Regions from separate parts of the Homo sapiens genome. Here region 2 is linked to region 1. A link is an interaction called in ENCODE POLR2A ChIA-PET data of the cell type or tissue named here. Cell type or tissue: MCF 10A. All regions are shown on one strand. Links, peaks and the distances in the headings refer to the core of each region. The heading gives the core; the rest is flanking DNA.

The links. Peaks named below come from ENCODE experiments on the same cell type or tissue, not always from the same donor. Only the 100,000 strongest peaks of a DNase experiment are listed, where the experiment ranks them.
Region 2: POLR2A ChIA-PET joins it to region 1 with 5 read pairs; 2 of 35 experiments call an interaction of 5 or more read pairs at or near these places.

Annotation. Positions count from the first base shown.
Region 1 is chr10:6,772,283-6,783,160 of GRCh38, reverse strand. It overlaps LINC00706 (long intergenic non-protein coding RNA 706), which reads left to right and starts at 3,981. Exons shown (of 2, transcript NR_108074.1): 1 at 3,981-4,050; 2 at 8,226-8,858. It overlaps LINC00707 (long intergenic non-protein coding RNA 707), which reads right to left and starts at 3,563. Exons shown (of 5, transcript NR_038291.1): 1 at 3,274-3,563; 2 at 1,675-1,857. In MCF 10A, for the core only: no CTCF peak of the experiment used is centred there; a DNase peak (open chromatin) is centred at 3,940.
Region 2 is chr10:6,869,585-6,880,462 of GRCh38, reverse strand. All of the region lies in intron 3 of LOC105376387 (a long non-coding RNA gene), which reads left to right. Among named protein-coding and RNA genes, the nearest start is that of LINC00707, 95 kb to the right of the region's middle. RefSeq lists an enhancer at 2,961-3,461. In MCF 10A, for the core only: no CTCF peak of the experiment used is centred there; no DNase peak of the experiment used is centred there.

The sequences.
Region 1 (10,878 bases), core at 417-8,416:
ACATATTGCAATGAACGACATTATCAGTGACATTTTGAGGGAATCTTTCAATTTGTCCACTCACAGCTGACCTAGCAGGAGGTGGACACCTGCCCCAGAGCAGGTTAGAGATCATCCTTGGGCAGCCAGTTACCTAAGGCCTCTCACCTGACTTTTCACAATGAGTAGAACCAATCAGCTACCTCTTTTCTTAATTTAAACTAAGAAGCAGAAAGAAGTTAGCAGTCGGTGGCGGATAATTGAGCTGAAAGGTCATATAAAGTTATGTGTGCGGTGTCATTATTACCCTAAGTACACATTGCAATTATGAAGAGCAGAGACTCAGAGTTAGAATGGAGCAGATCTATGTCCTATAAATCAAACAAGGTCAGCAGAAGGGGAAATGGGAGTAAGAGAGATGATTGCACTCAAGATGCTGCAGCTCTTCAGATTTTGAATCCTGGTTTTTCAGCTTTTTTTGAATTGCCAGAGCTCTATACCCTTATACCAGTGATCCTTACTTGGGAGTGGTTTGGGTTTCCCACTCCTCCCAGGAGACATTTGGCAATATCTGAAGGTATAGGGTTGTCACAGCTAGTGAGGGGCTGCTACTGGCATCTAGTGGATAAAATCCAGGGACGTTGCTAAGTATCCTACAATGTGCAGGACAGCCCCTACAACAAAGAATTATCTGTTCCCAAATGTCAACAGGCCAAATTTGAGAAATACTGCCTTATGTTAACCTCTTTTTGAACCTGAGTTACTTTGCACGGGTTTCTCTTTTTTATAAATAAGAAATGCTTCTGTCAAACACCACCGTAGCTAAGGCTTTGTTCACATCCTCATTATTTCCTTAGGTTAAATTGCTAGAACTAGACTTGTGGGGCGGAGGTAGGGTCAAAGAGCATGCATTGTTTCAAGAGTTCAGATATACACGGCCAATTAATGTAGCATCCTTTAACAGTTTACTCATGTGTACTGAAATCGAAGGCCAGATCAGGCTTTATGTTAGGAGAACAGCTCATCAACCTTAGCATGCATCTTTGTCTCTCATCCCTAACCTTCTCCTCTTTAGAATATCTTTCTTGGTGTCAACTCCAGGCAACTCTGCAACACATGTTGTACCACTCCTTTCCCTGTGTCCAAGACAGGCATTCATTCAACATACAGCAAGTGCTAACTGAGTGCTCACCATGTGCCTGAGAGTTCTTCCTCACACAATGCTCCAAGCAGCCACTGCTAATCAGTCAGAATTGGCACATGAAATTTAAATGAACAATAGCCCAAACGGCAAAATAACGATCAATCATTTCTGCCCTTTTGTACGGTTAAATCAAGGACATTGCTGTGAGATTTCTCCTCCTTTCTTCTTTTTCTATGTAAAGAGCAGGGGAATCATTGTGCAGACCAGAGCTGATACAAGCTCCCCTACTTTTGAGTCACTTCAGTGTTACACCTGACCCTTCCTTTCTCCAGAGAGAGGAAAGCTTGTTTTTTTCCACCTATTTGCCCTAGCAATAGGTCAGTAAGTGTGTTGCCTTAGGGAAAGCTGTAAGGCACACCAGAACGAACCAAAACCAAAACAAAACCCTCTTTACAGTTATTTTTAGAACGCCTGAAACCCTAATTACTTCCCTTTTAGATAGTTATTAGTGAGAAACTTTTTTCCAACAACAACAAAAAAACAACACTTACCTATGAAAATTATGTATCTTTTTTGTGTGATCCTAAAATAATGTTCCAGACTCTTGAGTCTGCCTCTGTTTTCCCACATTCCAGGACTATCTGGTTCAATGTGCAGCTGCTCAGATGTGCAGGAGGTGTTAGGACCTTAACCTTCCATCATCCCTGGGAGGGGTGTGTATTTCCCTCATGTACCTGCCAGAGATATGAACTTTCAGTGAGCCGTGTCAACCTCAACAGACCAGAAACAGAACTTAAAAGTCCACTTATATTTCATTATTTGAAATCATAATGATGCACATCAAAATTAAAGAAAAGAAAAGAAAAAGGGCAATGTCCTTACTTCTAAACAATATGCCATATTTTTTATCATCGTATCTGGGAGGCAGCAGATGGTGGCGGTTTCTTTTGCCCCCACTCACTTCCCTTTCTGAAAGGTGCCTTCGAATCTTCTTCATTGGCTTCAAATCTTCTTCATGGGCTCAAAAGTAAAATATATCCAGGGAAGAGGATCCCTTTTTTTTTTTTTTTTTTTTTTTTTTTCCCCACAAACTGGCTTCTGGATTTGTCATGGCATGTGGCACTAACTGTTACTTAACAGACGACTCAAATCTGCTGCAGCACTGCCAATTTTCCAGTAAATCTTCTTTTAATTTAAAGTTATTGAATCATCAATCGCTTCCCACTGTTCACTTAAAGCATAATCAATTTATTACTTTCTCCAAATAAGATAAGCCTAAACCAACCGGCAATTCCAACTCAGGTTCTTTATTTATTTCTTGTACCAGTTTATAAACTTAAAGATTAGCAGAGATGCCCTGACTTGACCGGATGGTCCCGGTTTCCTGTGATGATCAACAGTCCTTGAAAGAGAAAGGACTTACCACTGTGGATTTAAGGGAAAAAATAGTTCAAAACAATGGATATTGTTTAACTTCTCATACTAAGATGTAATTTACATTGTCAGGAAACCTAGATTCTCTCTCTCTGTTCTTCTTTCAGTTTCCTATGGTCTTCTCTGTGTGCAAATGACTGGCAAGCCTAGGAAAGGTACCAGCCTTGCGTTAACTTAACCCTTGGCTCTGCCTCAGCCTTCTTAATTAGGAATGAGTATACTACAAAGGTGGGTAAGAAATGAAGTGGTGATGGCTGGTGGGGCTACTCAGTGAAGGCACAATCATGTCTTCCCCAGTGCTTTCTTCAAGGTCATAGAAGGACCCAAACACTAAACCAATCTTCTTCTTCAGGTGTTTCTCAGGGCTGGTGGTTCTTGGCAACTATGAGTTGCAGTTGGCCTCAAAGCCCTAAGATGCACCTGTTGCGTGTATGTATTTCAGGTTGAATCTCATACATGACAGATTCTGGAAGGCTTAACAAAGTCAGTGCTGGATAAAGGCAGCATGATGATACTGACTTTTCTGAAATTTTTTGTTGGTTATGGCCAATAATTAATATAAACCGTTCTCTTGCATTTAAGCCTGACTTAACTACTTCTGAGTTTTATTGTGGGATATAAAAATTAAAAATATTGTATTAGCATTCTCTAGAAGGACAGGACTAATAGGATAGATGCATATATGAAAGGGAGTTTATTAAGGAGTATTGACTCACATGATCACAAGGTGAGGTCCCACAACAGGCCATCTGCAAGTTGAGGAGCAAGAAAGCCAGTAAAGTCCCAAAACCTCAAAAGTAGGAAAGCTGATAATGCAGCCCTCAGTCTGTAGCCGAAGGCCTGAGAGCCCCTGGCAAACCACTCGGGGGGTAGGTCCAAGAGTCCAAAAGCTGAAGAACCTGGAGTCTGATGTTTGAGGGCAGGAGGCATCCAACACAGGGGAAAGATGAAGGTCAGAAGACTCAGGCAGTCTAGTCCTTCCACGTTCCTCTGCCTGCTTTATTTTAGCCACACTGGCAGCTGAGCTGGCAGCTGGGTGCCCACCCAGATTGAGGGTGGGTCTGCCTCTCCCAGTCCAGTGACTCAAGTGTTAATCTCCTTTGGCAACACCCTCACAGACACCCCGGGGCAATACATTGCATCCTTCAATCCAATCAAGTTGACACTCAATATTAACCATCACAAATAGTAAGCAAAAATGATAATTTTTACCATTATTATCTCAAAATTATGAAAGCTTTTATCTATAGCACTTCCAGTTTTTTAAAAGTGAGATTCATAAGACTGTGTTTACCCACCACACTGAATGCTACTGTCATGACTTGGCATGAAAAATAGCCACCCACTCAGAGTCCAGGAACACTGTGCCCTCCCCTGTGACGTCAACCTGCCTGGTTTATTCAGTGTGTGGCTGTTGCTCAGCATTCACCCAACAACATTTTTGATGCATGATGCATATGGTGCTAAATGCTGGGAATGCAAACCTGAGTAAGGTATTGTCCTAATTCCTGCCTAACGGTTTTCTGGGTTTCACTGGCTATGATTTCTGATCCCTCCCTCCCTCCCTCCCTCCCTCCTTCCCTCCCTCTCTTCCTTCCTTCCTTCCTCCCTCCCTCTCTCCTTCCTTTCTTCCATTTTTTTCTTCCTTCCTCCCTCTCTTCTTCCTTCCATTTCCTTCTTTCCCTCCCTCCTTCCCTGCCTTCCTTCCTTCCTTCTTCATTCTCTCCCTCCCTCCCACCCTCTTTCTTTCTTCCTTCCTTCCTTCATCACTCCCTCCCTCCTTCCTTCCTTCCTTTCTTCCTTCCTTCCTCCCTCTCTCCTTCCTTCCTTCCATTTCCTTCTTTCCTTCCTTCCCTCCCTCCCTTCCCTCCTTCCTTTCTTCCTTCTCTCTCTCCCTCCCCCCCCCCACCTACCTTCCTTCCTTCCTTCCTTCCTTTCTTCCTTTCTTCCTTCCCTCCCTTGTTTCTTAACCATTGCTTGTTAAGGGATGGCTCTGCACTGAATTCTGGTAATCACCGTGCTTTTCTTTTACTAAAGGTGGAACACAGGGGTGAATCGTTTAGGGCAACTAAGGGTATGTGGGAGAGGTTGATGCTTTCCCTCTCACAGGTGAGTCTCAAGCCTCCAAGGAAATGACAGAAATGCTTACAGATGGTTTTAGGCAGTGGTGCCTTATGGGGGGGTAAGTTTTTGCTTTCTTTTCCTAAGAAAAGAACAATCCAATCTGATTGCTTCCCAGTGTTTTGGAATTGGATTTGTGTTTTGCAGTGATGAACCTGGCCTTAAGGTAGGTGCGGGGTGAGCCCATTAGAGATAAAAGGTAAAACCAGAAATCCAGTGGACAGCCATCTGAAACCCGTTCAGCCTGAAGCACTTTTTTCTAGACTCAAGAGCATCGTTGTATCAATAGAAAAGGGCAAAGATGGTGAAACAAAGTCATGTATATCCATCCATGTGCTTTCTCAAGCTTTTTATGGGTATTTTCTACAACTTAGATGTGCCTTGTCCTCACCAAAACCCATGTGGAAGTTTCATTGCAAGAGACAGTGTTGGGAAGTGGGGCCCAGTGGGAGGTGTTTGGGTCATAGGGGTGGATTCCTCACGATAAATTGGTGCCGTTCTCAGGATAGTGAGTGAGTTCTTACTCTTGCAAGACTGGATTAGTTCTTGCAGAGATGGATTAGTTCCCTCAAGAGTAGGTTGGTATAAAACATGTCACCCTCCTTGGTCCCTTCCTTTTCACACATGCCTACCCCAGTTTTGACCTTCTGTTATGTTATGACACAGCAGGAAAGCCCTGGCCAGAAGCCAGCGCCATGCCCTTGAAATTTCCCACCTGCAGAACCATGAGCTCAATAGACCTCATTTCTTTCTAAACGACCCAGTCTCAGATACTCTGTTATAGCAACACTAAATTGACTAAGACAGTGTTATTTTGTAGAAGTAATGTAATCCCTCTGAAAAGAACATGGGATTCAGAGAAAAATGCCACAGCTCTTAGTCCAGTTTTGCCATGACCTAGTAGAATGAGATTGCTGATGCTAAAAATGTTGAAATAAAATCATAGTATAAAGGTCCTAAAACCACACCTGGCACGAAGTAGGCCCTGCACGAATGTTTGCTTTAGCTATGTGTTTTCTCACAAAGTAAATCTAAACTTTACTGAATTGCTGGGCGTGGTGGCTCACACCTGGAATGCCAGCACTTTGAGAGGCTGAGGTGGGTGGACCAACTGAGGTCAGGAGTTTGAGACCAGACTGACTAACACGGTGAAACCCCATCTCTACTAAAAATACAAAATTAGCCAGGTGTGGTGGTGTGCACCTGTAATCCCAGCTACTCGGGAGGCTGAGGCAGGAGAATCTCTTCAACCCAGGAGGCAGAGGTTGCAGTGAGCCAAGATCATGCCACTGCACTCCAGCCTGGCGACAGAGCAAAACTCCATCTCAAAAAATAAACAAACAAATAAATAAGAAAAAAATAAACTTTACTGAATCAATTTGTGTTCCTGTAAAGTGGAGAGAGAAATAAGTCCCCACTTGCCTGAGCAAAACACTTTGAAGATTAATTAAAGTAATGCATGGTAGTATATATGAAACCAGGATTCTTTGCTCACACAACATCCAAGAAGTACCAGTCTACAAAACAGATAGCCACGGGCTCTGCACACCGCTACCCCATTGCTGCTTGCTGCTTCCCACTGCCCATTCCTATTGTCACACCACAAGGGTAGAGGGGGACTTACAAACAACTGGTCTGGGCATAAGTATTCTTCAAGCCATAAAAAGTATGTGCATACATAAAACCATTCTGTAGATGCTCTCAAGAGCTAGCCAACAGGGTGACTCTGAGTCTTTAGAAAGAGTTAAGTGAACTTCAGCCTAACTTTCAAGAAAATATAACATAATTCACCAAAATGAGTAAAATTCCAAATAGTCATCTGGAAAATTTCAAACCAAGGAACACTTTGTTCTTAGACAACGCCAGAAAAACAAGGCATTTATATAGATTTTGAATTGTGTTTCCAGGAAATGGAAGAAATTCTCAGGTAAGAATTTGCCCAGCAGCAATGTGTGTGGTCATCAGGCCACTGACAGTTCTGACAATCAGGCAGCCCCTGACCCCCTCCAGTGCCCAGCCGGCCACCTCTGTGTGGCACTGTCGTGAACAGGGCTGTGTCTCTGCATCATACTTAGCTCCTCTGTGATCATTTCCACGTGTTTCACCTCCTGTTTCTACCTACAACATGTGGACATTTTCACAAAAGGTACTTCTCTAAGCAAATCAACAGCTCCGAATTCAAACCCATTCATCTACGCAAGAAATGTTCATTGAGTGACAATTTTGTGCCAGAATCTGTACTAAATGCTAGGGATACAGGAATGATCAAGAGAAACAGTCCCTGGAAATGATAGCCCAGTACAAGAGAGGGAAATGCAAAAATGGTAATTGTTAAATAATAATTATTGTGATAATGATGGCAGAGATGGAACTTGCATTTATGGGACCACAATGTTCAGTGTCTGCAAGAAGAATCTGGGGCTTATCTACTTGCTTATGAATTTGGTTTACGTATTAAAACAGCAAAGTGTATGTCATCATTTGGGAGCAGCAGAAAAAATGTAGGTGTCGGTAAGAGGCTGTCCTATTAATAGGTAGACTATAAGTATAACCCAGGCTGTTCTTTAATATGATTACATCACTGTTTTAGAAAACTATGGAAATGAAAGGTTTTTACAATAATTAGTTTGCATATTTTCTCTTCAGCCTCTTGAGTGAGCCTATTCACTAGAACCTAGGAATTTTCCTACACTCCCTCAATGCTCAATTTCAAAAGTTGCTGAGAGGAAATGACAGACGCTCTCCAGAACAGCTTCCTTCTGAGGAAAACTCTCGAGGGCTCAGAGCTCACACTAACCTGAAGACAACTGTGTAGATCTGTGCCATCCTTCAACAAAGAAAAAGGGGAGAGAAGAAGGGTTGATTACATGACATATTGTGTTAATACATAGGCTTGTTTCTCCCAACCCAGGCTGAGGGCACTTGAATGATGTCATGTCTGTTGTTCAACCCAATAACTTCCACTAAAGACGAGGAAGAGTGATGGGACATCAAGTGATGGCCACAGGCTAGGGGAGGCACTTGTCTTTGTCGTGTCCCTTAGCGTAGCATAGGAGTCAACTCCCCTTATCTGCTTAATAGACAAAAGATAAGGAGAAGAGAGATGGCACTTTTACCAGGGCATGTGGTGGGTGTGAGGTGGACAACCTCTGTGGGGCTGTTCATGTCCTTTGTGGAGACTCCTGGCATTAAAACCACCCTCGGCTGCCTGGCCAGGAGAATGTGGTTTCATGGAAAGGGGTTACACAGGCAAATCACCAACCACGTTGGAGGATTCTAACTCTTCTGCAGCTAAATGGTGGCATGGGTAATAAACCTGTATGTATGAAAAGGAGAAAATGATGGGTAGAGCAGAATTCTTCTCTAGGGCTCTGTTCAGAAACTTTACCCCACAGAATAGGGCTATCACCAATGAAGAGAGGCAAACACTGATCGTGAGTCTTAAGAAATTCAGATGGGACAGTATTGTCTGGAGTTTGATGAATTCACTGCTTCTGTTGAACTCAATGAGTTCTGAGCCTATTTCCTTCATGATTTTCTCCTCTAGTGTCTATTTCAAATCAATAGGAGTACTTGAAGATTCTCCCTGCTTACAATGTAAACATCATGAAGAAAGAGATGTGTTGGACTTGTTCATCGCTATATTTCCTGGCTCAGATCCTGGCACTGAGTAGACATCAAGAAATATTTAAATGAATGAAAGAATGAATGAATGAATGAACGAACTGTGTCCTCTTGTAGAGCTGAGGGTGTTTTACCACTACCCTAAGAGCTGACACCAGGAGGTCTTGCTGCAAAGCCAGGCACTGTATTCCACACTGTATTTCCATCATCGCTTTTAATGAGACTTCTTTGCAAATATGTATGGTATCTTTTAAAATACCTGATAACCAGCCAGCAGGGGTGGTCAGCTGCTACACTGGTAGCCACAAACAGAATCCAAGACACAGAACTTCATACGGTGTCACAGCTTCATTTTCCAGGCTACAGCTCCCACTGCCCACATCAGAACCATCTGCAGGTCCATAAGCTGTGAGTTTCTTTGGGAGTTGGGGGAGTGTCTTTTGGATGTTTATAACTTATGCATCTTAATATTGAATGTGCACTTAATACATGGAACTTCATAGTACTTGATTTTTTATGCAAAAATGACTTAATTAAAATTTCTTGAAGAAACATCATAGAATGAATATGGAGATCACTTAAGTACCTTCCTGCTCTGTACATAATGATAAAATTCTGGTAGCTGATCTAAAGCTAAGAAGAATGTGGGAGGAAACAAAATGCAAGTGGTTAGGTAACTGCTCTATTTATCGATTTATCTCTCGTCCTTGCAGATAATCTAACTTACAGGCCATCTTGCTTTCTGTCAATCTATCTTTTTCTGTTTCTTTACACCTACACATCTATCTAGCTACCTGCTTATCTCTGTCTGTCACAGCACTTCTAAGCAATACGATTAAGAGGACTAGGTTTTTGTTTCTTTTTTAAAATGTGCCACTTTGTCTGTTAACACCTGGAATGGAAAACCTACTGCCTCATGGTCTGTTTAATGGTACCTCAGTTTATCCATTCAGTATCTAAGTGAGGGGAGAGCAGTGATCCAGGATTAATACAATATTAAACTCTTCCCCTGCTCTTTACTTGTAGAGGACGTCCTATAGTTGGGGAACATCTGCCTCACACTGTGTCTCCATTGTAGGTCATTTGAATTGAGGAGTCCTGCCTCTCCCAGACATCACACCACAGCTTTCAACACATAACTCTTAGTCTTTTCTGCACCCCAGGACCAAGGCAGCCTCCTTGAGTGGAGTGGGAATTCAATGCAGGGACTCTGGAGGGCTTTTGAGGTCATCTTGAAAGAAGGGTACAAGGGCCAGGCGCAGTGACTCACACCTGTAATCCCAGCACTCTGGGAGGCCGAGGCGGGGGGATCACCTGAGGTTCAAGAGTTCCAGACCAGCGTAACCAATATGGTGAAACCCTGTCTCTACTAAAAATACAAAAATTAGCTGGGCGTGATGGCAGGCGACTGTAATCCCAGCTGCTAGGGAGGCTAAGACAGGAGAGTTGCTTGAACCCAGGAGGCGGAGGTTGCAGTGAGCCAAGATCACCACACTGCACTTCGGCCTGGGTGACAGAGCAAGACTCAAAGAAAGAAAGAAAGAGAGAGAGAAAGAAAGAAAGAAAGAAAGAAAAGAAAGAAAGGAAGGAAGGAAGGAGGGAAGGAAGGAGGGAGAGAGAGAGAGAAAGAAAGAAAGAAAAGAAAGAAAGAAAGAAAGAAAGAAAGAAAGAAAGAAAGAAAGAAAGAAAGAAAAGAAAGAAAGAGAAAGAAAGAAGGAGGAAGGAAGGAAGGAAGGAAGGAAGGAAGGAAGGAAGGAAGGAAGGAAGGAAGGAAAGAGTACAAGAAAATGGGAGCCACCCACAAACAATTTCATGTGCTTTGACATTTTTCAAGGTCCCCGGCGGTGGTGCCTGGCTCGATTTCTTCTTTAGTGAGTGCAGGAGCCATGGGGACCAGGTCCCAAAGATCCCAGGCTTCACTTTAAGCATCTCCTAATCTGGCCAGGCTTGTGATCTCTTTAGGGATGATGTCTGAAACGAAGGAGTGGTCAAACAACAGGGCATTGTCACAGCAACCAAAGCTCTGAAAGGATGGCAAGCTTTCCCAACCTGTGGCCTGCGGGCTGCACGTGGCCCAGGATGGCTTTCAATGCAGCCCACACAAATTCATCAACTTTCTTAAAACATTATAAGATTTTTTTGCAATTTTTTTAGCTCATCATCTATCATTAATGTTAGTGTATTTTAGGTGTGGCCCAAGACAATTCTTCTTCCAATGTGGCCCAGGGAAGCCAAAAGATTGGACCCTCCTGAAATGAGGCACAAGAACGTGCAGCCCGGGCTCCTGATGCCGAGGACCGGGAAAGGCCCAACGGAGTTTGGCTTTAGTGAGGAGCTTCAACAGTCAGGATTCCTATTAACACTGTGATTGTGTTCCTTTGGTGGACCTTGGAAGTGTTCAAACAATCTCAAGTACATATGCAAGTTAGCTGAGGGAAGAGCTGTTTTTCATTCCTGTGAGACAGCTCTCTGAATGAATTCAGTTTGTCTAGACAGACTGTAAATCCACTGGGTAATTATCTCACCTCCCATCACTATGGAGTAAAAAATAAATAAAGAGCGTTAGAAACTTCCAT
Region 2 (10,878 bases), core at 1,287-9,286, 96 kb before region 1:
ATGTATGTCCTTTCAGCAGCTTAGTAATTGGACTTGTTAAAGTATTTTATCTAGGAAAGATAATATTGCCAATTGTGTGTGTAATGAATAAATACACAAATGTTAATATCACATTAATGATAATTAAGCTCTGCTGTAGTGATGCGTGTGGTGATGAACTCTGCTAGTAATGTAATGAATTCATTCTCAAAGCACAATGTTCCTGACAGCAATTCACAGCTGAGATCTGGATGGTTCAGTGCAGTATCCCTGGAGTCGAGATTGGTGTTTGGCACAAAGAAGGTGCTCAGTGATTGTTTGTTGAATGAATGAAGAAATAAGAAAAAAAGAGAAGGGACAAAGTCTAACATTGTAACCTACAATTTTAGAAGAAAAGAGAGCAGGAACACAAACCAGCTTCAGTATCAATATGCATTTTTACTACTTGGACAATCAAACAACTGCTAACTTCAAGAGCAGGATAAGTGCTGAGAACCTTAGAGAAGCCCACCTGGGGAGACCACTGTGTACACACTAATTTCAATGCTAGAAGAAGAACCTTGGTAACCGGTGGAGCGCCTATCCTAGATGCAAAGGATTGCATCTCAACAGTTTGCTCGTAATTCTTCCAAGGTTTGTCAAAACTGCAAATAGCTTTACACAGAATGATATTTTGGTAATAATCACTGGAAAAATGAGTATGAGATATAAATCAATAATATGTACAGCTTACAAATGTACCCAAATTAAAGATCTTTTATAGCAATGAAATCTAGGTCCAATAATGTAATAGCAGACACTTCAAATGAAAGGGTTTTACCAAGAAAAGAGGAGCTGCTTTAAATGATTTAATAGCAATCTCAAAAGGCTTCTGAAATTTCAATATGAAATTAATGTTAACCGATATTTTACTACACACCTACAAACAGATGCTAATGGATAAATATTGTGTTTCATTTATTTTATTTTATTTATTTAGTTTTCCAAGACAGAGTCACTCTGTTGCCCAGGCTGGAGTGCAATGGCTTGATCTTGGCTCACTGCAACCTCCGCCTCCCAGGTTCAAGCAATTCTCCTGCCTCAGCCTCCCAAGTAGCTGGGATTACAGGCGTACACCACCAGGTCCAGCTAATTTTTGTGTTTTTAGTAGAGACAGGGTTTTGCCATGTTGGCCAGGCTGGTCTCAAACTCCTGGCCTCGTGATCCACCTGCCTCAGCCTCCCAAAGTGCTGGGATTACAGGCTTGAGCCCCCACGCCCAGCCTATTCAGTAAATTCTTTCAAGCTTTATAGACCTATCTGGGCTGGGTTTGTCAACATCTTGTTCTTCTAATCAGCAGTATATTCATGAGAACGAGAACTCAGCATCTTTTTTACTCCACTGGGGTGGCTATTTTAAAGTGAGAGTCTTTCAATCTACTCTAAGGGAAGAAGGATTCCACAAAGGTGTCTTTAAAACATACTATTTCCCTTATCAAAAGAGACAGGAAAAGTCCTCCCTCTCCTCTCTAAAGTTGTTCTGGGCTGCCTCAACATGTCAACTTGGTCTCTACAACAGCACCCTGTGCGTGATGGAAACTTTGATTGGCAGAAAGGAGCTGTAAGTGCTGAAGATTAATCAAAATAAGACTTTTCTGCAGGGAATGCTGGTTTGTAATAAAACATTCGGCGTGTTGCCTAGCATTTCGACGATGAGCTGCACAACATGAAAGGGTTTTTTGTTTTTTTTTTTAATTAAAATGAGTAAACCCTACAAAGCACACAATGTCTAAAAATCTCCATGTGGTAAAAGACACATGCTCAAACCAGTGAGGGACTCAGAAACTGTGGGTCCTCTTTTGGACAGAGCCCTGACTTCAGGTGAATTGATTTTTCTCTGCAGTGGTATAATGGTGGGCAAGAGGTTAATACTTCACCTCTCAAAGCCTCATTTTTTTAAAGCAATCAAATGAAAATATTTGAGTCGCTGCTCTCTAAGTATCTCTCCCACCTCTAAGTTGCTCCTGCCATCTGTGTGGACTGAAGCACAAAGCCAAGCCAAACCATTGAGTTCGGTGCCTCTGGAAGCATTGGTAATCTGCACATTTCAGATTATTCCATTGATGAGGGAAGAGCAGGGTGAGGCCAACTTTCCATGTGAATTCCTTATTCCTTCTGTTGGTAAGGACCTCAGATGAGTCCTACACAAGCCAGCTCTGGCAAAGCAGTTATTTAAGTGACATCAGCTAATGGGCAAGCAGCCCATGAGAATGAGTACTCAGAAACCTACGACAGGGCATGCAGGGGCCCCAGGAGCTCGGGGGCCTGTTGTAGGTCATGCCTCCTGTGTTGCCACGGTGCCCTCCTGCCACCCGGAGGAAGAAAGAGGAGGGAAGAGACCCAGAGAGCAAACACAAGCTGGGGCTTGTGTCTCCACAGAGCGTTCTTTTTGGCAAGCGGTCCTGCTGGGATTGATTCAGACTCTCGAAGGAAATTGATGAATGGTTCTGTGGACAGAATGGAATCTAAAGAAACAGTTTTTCTTGCCTTCCCTTGTACCTTGGGAGTGAGGGTTGAATTACCTTTCTGACTTGATTCACTGCCGCTGAGAAACTCATTAAAGGGCCCTCTGTCTAAATGGTTTATTTGATGTCCTTATAGCTGGAGAAGGATCGTGAGGAGGCAGGCAGAGCTACGGATGCATTTTTGTCTCACTAAAGTGCACGTATTTCATTAAGGATGATGTGGCATGGTGTCCATTTGCTGGTAAAGACACCCTGTCTTGTCTGTCAAAGCCTACAGCGTTCTCTGTGGCTGGCCCATCGGTATTTTATACATGACACATAGAACCCCCCTTTCTAATTACGTTCTTCAAGAAAAAACTCACACACCCAACCCATAGCATTGCAGGAATGTTCCCCGCCTGCTCTGAAAGGCAGAGGGCTCATAGCCCTATTTTGTTAGCGGATCATAGCTTAGGCCGGCACCACCTGTCACGTTGTGGGAGACAAACTGCCTGCATTCTGGACGCGGTCTCTGGCTGCCGTGCACAGCAGGTGTCAGAGGCAGCACCCAAGGCTCACATCCACCAGAATCGTCACAGGCAGAAAGCTGGATCTGGAGTTTCCACCCTGAACTCTGCTATCAGGAAACCACGTCCTCTTCTCTCTTTCAGCCTTCGTTTCCGTATCCAGGGATGATGATATTATTATGGAGATTTTCTAGGAAGACTAAAAGAGAAATTATATCTGAAAACCATGTATAAACTGAAAACATGCAGTTAAAAGCTTTTTTAATTATTTTATTTCTGTGATCCTCATTTAGCACTCTGATGGTTAATGAGGTACTGTACTAATCATGTTATTTATTAACATCTTTTGTATTTTATGATGCTTTGACATCTCGGGGCCTTGTGAATCTGGGAAGGAATGGCCCCCTGAGGTTAGCTAATTTCTAGGGATACTAGGCTTGCAGATGAGTGCGCCCATGACATGCAAACCAACCAATCCTGTCCATGCCCCACCCTCATCCTTTTATCCGGTTCCTGCAGTCTGTGATACTATTCTCCTGCCCTCCATCACCCTAGGACCAGGTATCTGACAAGGGGGGACCACCCCAGCACCCCGGAGCCTGCAGAAATGGCTTGAACTACCCAGCCCCAGGTGTGTGCGCAGCTCCCTCACCTTGCCTCCTGTGACACCCAGTAAAGGCTTCCACCCGGCTCTTCCCTCCTTCCCCCCGGCTGCTGGCTGGCCCTGCTGCTTCCCCACATGGCCCTGCGTGGTGTGCCCTCCCCCTGTTTCCAGGGGTGATGTGAGAGTTTAAATGCTTCCTGTCTTAACAGTCATTTCTGTGTCTGTGCAGGTCTTATCATACCTGATTAAAACAAATCCCAGGGGTGTGTGTGTGTGAGAGAGAGAGAGAGAGAGAGAGAGACAGACAGAGAGATATTTTAGAGACAGAATCTTGCTCTGTTGCTGGAGTGCAGTGATGTCATCATGGCAAATTGCAGCCTCCATCTCCTGGGCTCAAGTAATCCTCCCGCCTCAGCCTCCCAAGTAGCTGGGACCATAGGCACTCATGCCCACACGTGGCTAATTTTTTATTTCTTGTAGAGACGGAGTCTCCCTATGTTGCCCAGGCTGGTCTTGGACTCCTGGACTCAAGCGATCCTCCCACCTCAGCCTCCCAAAATGCTGGGATTACAGGCATGAGCAACCATGCCTTGCCCCAGGTAAAATTTTAAGATGGGTACCCATACGAATACAGCATTTCTGGAATGAACAAATCCATGGAACAGAAAAGGCAATGACCTGTGTGTTTGGTGAGGCTGCTTCATCTCTGGGTGGCAGGGTTGGAGTGGGTGCAGCTGGGGCTTACTGGATAAGCTGCCCCTTGGAATTGCGAGCAGGTGCCAGGTGCCTGAGCTCCTCCTCAGGGCAGGCAGGGCAGCTCTTGTTGGTGTGGGATTTCTTTAATCGCCACCACCCGCTCCTGCTGTGCCACAAAGGTTTAATGCTTGGCCAGACTGAAAACTATTGGTATGAATCACCTATAAAGTTTGCTCCAGCTTTAAAATATTATTATACTAAATAAACCCTGGGGGACCATTTTGTGGGCCAAAGATATTTGAGGTAGTTGAATTAGATATAGAAAGATCCAAAATATTAGATCGCATAGGCTACTCCCTTTGATCTAAAAAAAAAATACATTTACCATCTTTTAAAATGAAGTAGAAGGAGGGGGCAAGGTTTTCCCCCACATTTGAGCGGATTAGAAAACTGTTGTGTCCATTAAGTAAGGATGATGACACGTGATCATGTGGCCTTCTGGGTTTTCCTTTTGGCCCTGAGCTGTTTGATAGAAGGAACAGCTTTGTGATATATAATTCAGTGTCTTGTATCTGGCCCCGGAGGCTGCTGAGCTAGTTTATATAATGATCATATTCATGAGGGAAAAATTAATTGCATCTTCCTCACCAGTTGCTGAGTGCTACAGTATCATTGGAAAAACCAGAATTCCCCTTAGGAAACACAATTTCAAGTTAATATACAGCAATGCTGTGCATGACTTTATTAATCTAGAGCCAGGGCAGATGAGGAAGTGGGAACTGGCCGACTGCAGGCTGGAGACGTTGCTCTTGCCTGGCCAGTCCACGGGCCAGCTGTGTGATTGGGGTCACTCCCTTAACCTCTCTGTTCTTTAGGTTCCTTCCCTAAATGTGGAGCTGAAATAATCACATATATCTCTTGGGCACACATAATAAAAACAAATGAGATAATGTCTTTGGAGGGATTTGAGTTCCTTGAAGATAATTACCATAACATACACAAACACTCTGCGTGTGTGTGTGTGTGTGTGTGTGTGTGTGTGTGTGTCTATGCATGATATCAGTATAACAAAGGCAGAAACTGTAACCCCCCAAAAATGTAATTCTACTCCACCCATTCTCCTTAACATAAAAGCCATTTCTCCTCCACAGAGCGGCTGTGAAAATTACTGCTAAGTTACTACTAATGCTCCCAACAGATTGCATTTGGAAAAGGATGTTTCGTGTCCTGCAGCTAGAATTCCATGTGTCCTATGGGAATGACCCAGGTTGGGCTCAGGAAAGACCTCAGACATGTTTTCCAATGGCCACCATCAAATCCCTGTTGTGTATTCTTTTCCCTGCTAATCGCTGTAGTGTTTAATTGTTAAAGCCATATGTGTTTCAAGGGAAATTGAATCCATATGTTTCTGATTCATTTGCACTGAGCTCATCAAATTGTTGTTTTATAAGAGCCGTTTGCTGTCCAGGAAGAATTCCCCAGTGCCCCTCCCCACACCGTTCTATGCTGTCTAATATCTTTAAAACAGGACTCTGTGCTCTGCCCAGCAAAACCCTCTATCACTACCGTACTACTGCAATCACCTTCTCCACTGTAACGTTTTACATGATAAAAGTTAGCCTCTTTTCATGGAGTAAGACAAGACGGTATCTTACAGAAAAGCCGCCTAAGTGTCTCCCATGAAAACTGCAGAGTGAAGATTGAGTTAAACAAAGTTAAGCAAGTCTCTTCGTTGATATCTCAAGACTTTACATTTCAAAAAAGTGAAGGAGCCAGACATAGTGGCTCACGCCTGTAATCCCAGCACTTTGGGAGGCCGAGGCGGGTGGATCACTTGAGGTCAGGAGTTCTAGACCAGCCTGGCCAACATGGTGAAACCCCGTCTCTGCTAAACATACTAAAAAATTAGCCAGGCATGGTGGCATGCACCTGTAATCCCAGCTACTCAGGAGGCCAAGGCAGGAGAATCGCTAGAACCTGAGGAAGCAGAGTGCAGTGAGCCGAGATCATGCTACTCAGTCCAGCCTAGGGGACAGAGCAAGACTGTGTCAAAAAAAAAAAAAAAAACAACTAAGGTTAAGTTGCCTAGATTCATTCATTCAACAAACATTTAGAGAGTACCTACTGTGTACTAAGATACACTTTTATATACTAGATATATCACCATGAAAAGATAGCCTGTCCTCATGAAGCATATATTCCATTTCCCAAACATATTTTGATCAAGGAAACCAGTATTCTAAAAAATTGCTCTTTAAGGAACACTAGTTTATAGCGGAAGAAAATGTTAGCTCAACTAACCTGAGTTCCCTTGCGCATGTGCTTAGATTGGAAACTACGATGCCAATATGCAATTCTTTGTCTTAGGATATATTCTGGGAGGAGAGCGAAAAAATAAACAGTTAAGCAAGAGGTAGTTGTGGTCAGGTTATGATACGATATGTGCTGTAAATCAACTAAGGCAAGGTTGCAGTGTGTGGAATGAGGACTGATTTTTCCTTCAGCCAAGGAAGTGACATTGGAGTAGAGACAATTGAATGAGAGAGATGAGCTCATAGGAAGATCTGGGGAAATAAATGACACGAATAGCATTCCATTGGCAAATTTGTTTTTGCAATGAAATCACAGTTAAAATTAATGCTGTACTTCAAAAGACTGAATGACAGGTAGCAGAGAAACTGGAAAGTATCTAAGGCTGAGATCAGCTCTGAGGCAAGGAAATGACCCTTTTAACTTGCACTCGCACAGACCACGGGTCAGGTGGGAGGGAGATGCCTGCAGAGGGGCTGCCTGGTGGCAGAAACAGGCTCACAATCCAATCACAGGCCATTCTCTCCGTCACTCTTCATTAAAGGTTTTTCTGATTCCTAATGGAGAAATTAAGACAGTGTTAGTGCTACTAGGATTTTTGTGGGTGAGTTTATACACATAGTATTGTAGATATCTTTTTTTTTTCCCAGAATCTTCCCCAGTCTGGAACTGCCTCTTCCCTAGGTGGCCTTGTTTTGTCTCTATCAGATGCAGACTGTCCAGTCAGAGTGCATTATTCCTTTGGTTCCAGAGACTGGCTCAGGGAAGGAAAGGCAAGGTCCGAGCTGGACCAACCAGAGCTACTCAGGAAGCTATTTCTCTCCTTTGGCTAAAGGCAAGGACCAAGTAACCCAAAGTAGTTGATGTCAATCTTTGCAAGAACCAGAGGATAATTTAAGCTCTGGAATCCAGCCTTGCTTAATGCTAAGACTGCTACTGGACTTTGTAGTTATCAACACCAATACATTCCCTTTTTTGACTTGAGCGAATTGATGACCTTTTCTTGTGATTCCAGCCATAAGAGCTGTAACAGGGTGTCATTTAATTTGGTTATTTGTTGTGTGCCAGTAATTCATGTCATAGCTTGGACACATCTATTTTTTGTTTCCTTTATGCAGTTCCAGGTAGGAGGCTCCTTTCCGTATTGTTAAGGTTAGGTACCTACAGCAAGATGGAGTCAGGAGTGCAGACTGAGAGGAGCAGTAAGTAGCAACACTTACAGAAAGTTGCCCAAATGCCACCAGTTCCCATGTGAAAACACCATGTTGTGTATTCTAAGGATATCATTTGGCTTTGTGTCCTCAACAAATCTCATGTCAAATTGTAATCCCCAGTGTTGGAAGTAGGGCCTGGTGGGAGGTGACTGGATTGTGGGGGTGAAGTTCTCGTGAATGGTTTAGAACCATCCCCCCTTGGTTCTGTCCAGTGAGTGTGTTCTCACTAGATCTGGTTGTTTAAAAGTGTGTGGCACCTGCTTCCTCTCTCTCTCGCTCCATCCTGCTCCCGCCATGTGACATGCCTCTTCCCACTTTGCCTTGTGCCATGAGTAAAAGCTCCCTGAGGCCACCCCAGAAATAGAAGACACTATGCAGCCACTTGCCAGCAGAACCATGAGCCAATTAAACCTCTTTTCTTTGTAAATTACTCAGTCTCAGGCATTTCTTTATAGCAATGCAAGAATAGACCAAAACATCTAATATTAACGAAATAGTGACTAGATAAGTGATTTAACTGTTTGTGTACAAAATCCTCACCGTGCCAAAATATAGTACTCCTTTCTACTGATGATGAAAACTAGGATACCTTTAAAACAGCAAGGACTCCAAGCTAGAGTCTCTGGTGTTATTGAGCTGCAATCAAGCGCATCCTGGAGAGGGAGATCCTGTCCATCATGAGGCCAAGCCTGGGAAACAGAAGCGCTGAAGAAGCTGCCTGCTCACTATGATTTCTGACCTCAGCTCTATCAGGGGTGCTCTAGAGGGCCTAGGATCACTGAAAAACATTCTCTTGTTTCTCTCCCACCTCGTCCCAGTTTTGCACAAACACTTGTTTCTGCATCGCCTTAAAATGATGATAATTTGGGAGGCCAAGGCGGGTGGATCACCTGAGGTCAGGAGTTTGAGACCAGCCTGGCCAACATGGCGAAACCCCGCCTCTACTAAAAATACAAAAAAATTAGCCGGGCGTTGTGGTGAGTGCCTATAGTCCCACCTACTCGGGAGGCTGAGGCAGGAGAATCACCGGAACGCGAAAGGTGGAGGTTGCAGTGAGCTGAGATCACGTCCCTGCACTCCAGCCTGGGTGACAGAGCAAGAATCCATCTCAAAAACCAAAAGGAAAAACAAACAAACAAAAAAATCCATGATAATATTGCCAAAGACCAGTCAGGGTGTTATACAAAATGGCCAATAAAAATGATTGAAATGCATTTTTAAACTATAAAGTCATCTTAAGATTGTTTGGCAGGCACTCCGTGGGGCTGCTTCTTGTTAATGAGCTGCTGAAGATGGGCCAGTGTCACCCAGAAGAGCGGCGCTCACGGCTGCCCTGATGACGTCAAGTTCACGGATCATGTGATCGTAAACAGACATCAAGATCATGGATGACGTGATCTTAAACAAGATGATCTTTCTGAGCCTCAGTGTTAGAGAAATTCTAAATCTCATTTTTTAACTTTGTTAAAAGTAATTAGAATAAAAATAAATGTATCCTTGGCATCTTGGAGAGAGACACGGCGTCGTTCTTAATGTTTAACCATGGGGGAAAAGACTCCATCGGACTGGATTCACCATTTCATGCCCAACGGTGGTGCACTGTAGGCGTTCAGTAAATATTTGTTGATTAATAATTGACTGTTGGAATAAATTAGTGGAGAATCAATTACTTCCTATTTTAAGTATCCATTGACTAAGTTTCCCAAATAGTTGCAGTGAAAACTAAAGATCCTTGTTAAATGCTGGCTATGTCCAAACAAGCTGTTTTTCTCCTGCTACCAGCTGAAACTAACTGTAACTTTCCCATATCTCCCTACCTACAAAAGACAGCTATCTCATCAGTATTGAGCACACTCAGTGGACTCACTAGAATACTGTAATAATTTCTGAGTTATGAAAATACTCACAGTTGTGGCCGATGTACTTTGAGAACCTTACAATCCAAAATAATCAGATGCGCTTAAAACATAAAACAGTAAGTCCTTGTGTAGTATATAGAACATAAAAAAGTCACAAAATCAAGTTTCACTTTTTTCAGTCAATTAGTCAACAAATAGAGACAGTTATCGTGTTAAACACCTGGGACTCAAAGCAAAACATAGAAATACTCCCTCAAGAAGCTCACAGTCTACAGAAAAAAAGACAAGTCCACCATTACAAGTGAGGTGTGTGAGAACTTCTGTTCCACAGGCATGCCCCCCAATCGAGAAGAGGCTGCAGAAGTCACCTTACCCAGTGAGGGTAAGGGTGACCAGGAGAGGTTTAACAAGGGTAGGAGCTGACCTTTTGTGTTAAATATGCATAAGATTTACCATCTTAACCATTTTTTTTTTTGAGATGGAGTTTTGGAGTTTCACCCTTGTCACCCAGGCTGGAGTGCAATGGCACGAACTTGGCTCACTGCAACCTCTGCATCCTGGGTTCAAGCAATTCTCCTGCCTCAGCCTCCTGAGTAGCTGGGATTACAGGCGTGTGCCACCACACCCGGATAATTTTTGTATTTTTAGTAGAGATGGGGTTTCACCATGTTGGCCAGCCTGGTCTCAAACTCCTGACCTCAGGTGATCCACCTGCCTCGGCCTCCCAAAGTGCTGGGATTACAGGGATGAGCCACCGCGCCTGGCCCAACCATTTTTAAGTATATGCTTCAGCAGCATTAAGTACATCCACACTGTTGTGCAACCATCACCACCACCCATCTCCATAACTCTTTTCATTTTCCTCATCTGATACGCTATACCCCATAAATGATGAGTCCCCATCCCACCATTCTCCACCCCCTGGTAAACACCGTTCTACTTTCTGACTACTATAGGTACCTCATAAAGTGGAATCATATAGTATGTGTCATTTTGTGACTGGCCTATTTCACTTAGCATAAAGTCTTCAGCGTTCAGCCATGTTGCAGCCTGTGTCAGAACTTCCTTTGTAAGCTGAATAATATTCTATTATATGGATACACCACATTTTGTTGATCCATTTATCCGCTATGAGACATGAGGGTACACATAGTGAGTCAATAAATAGTGACAGGCATTGTGCCAGACACCTGGGACTCAAAGCAAA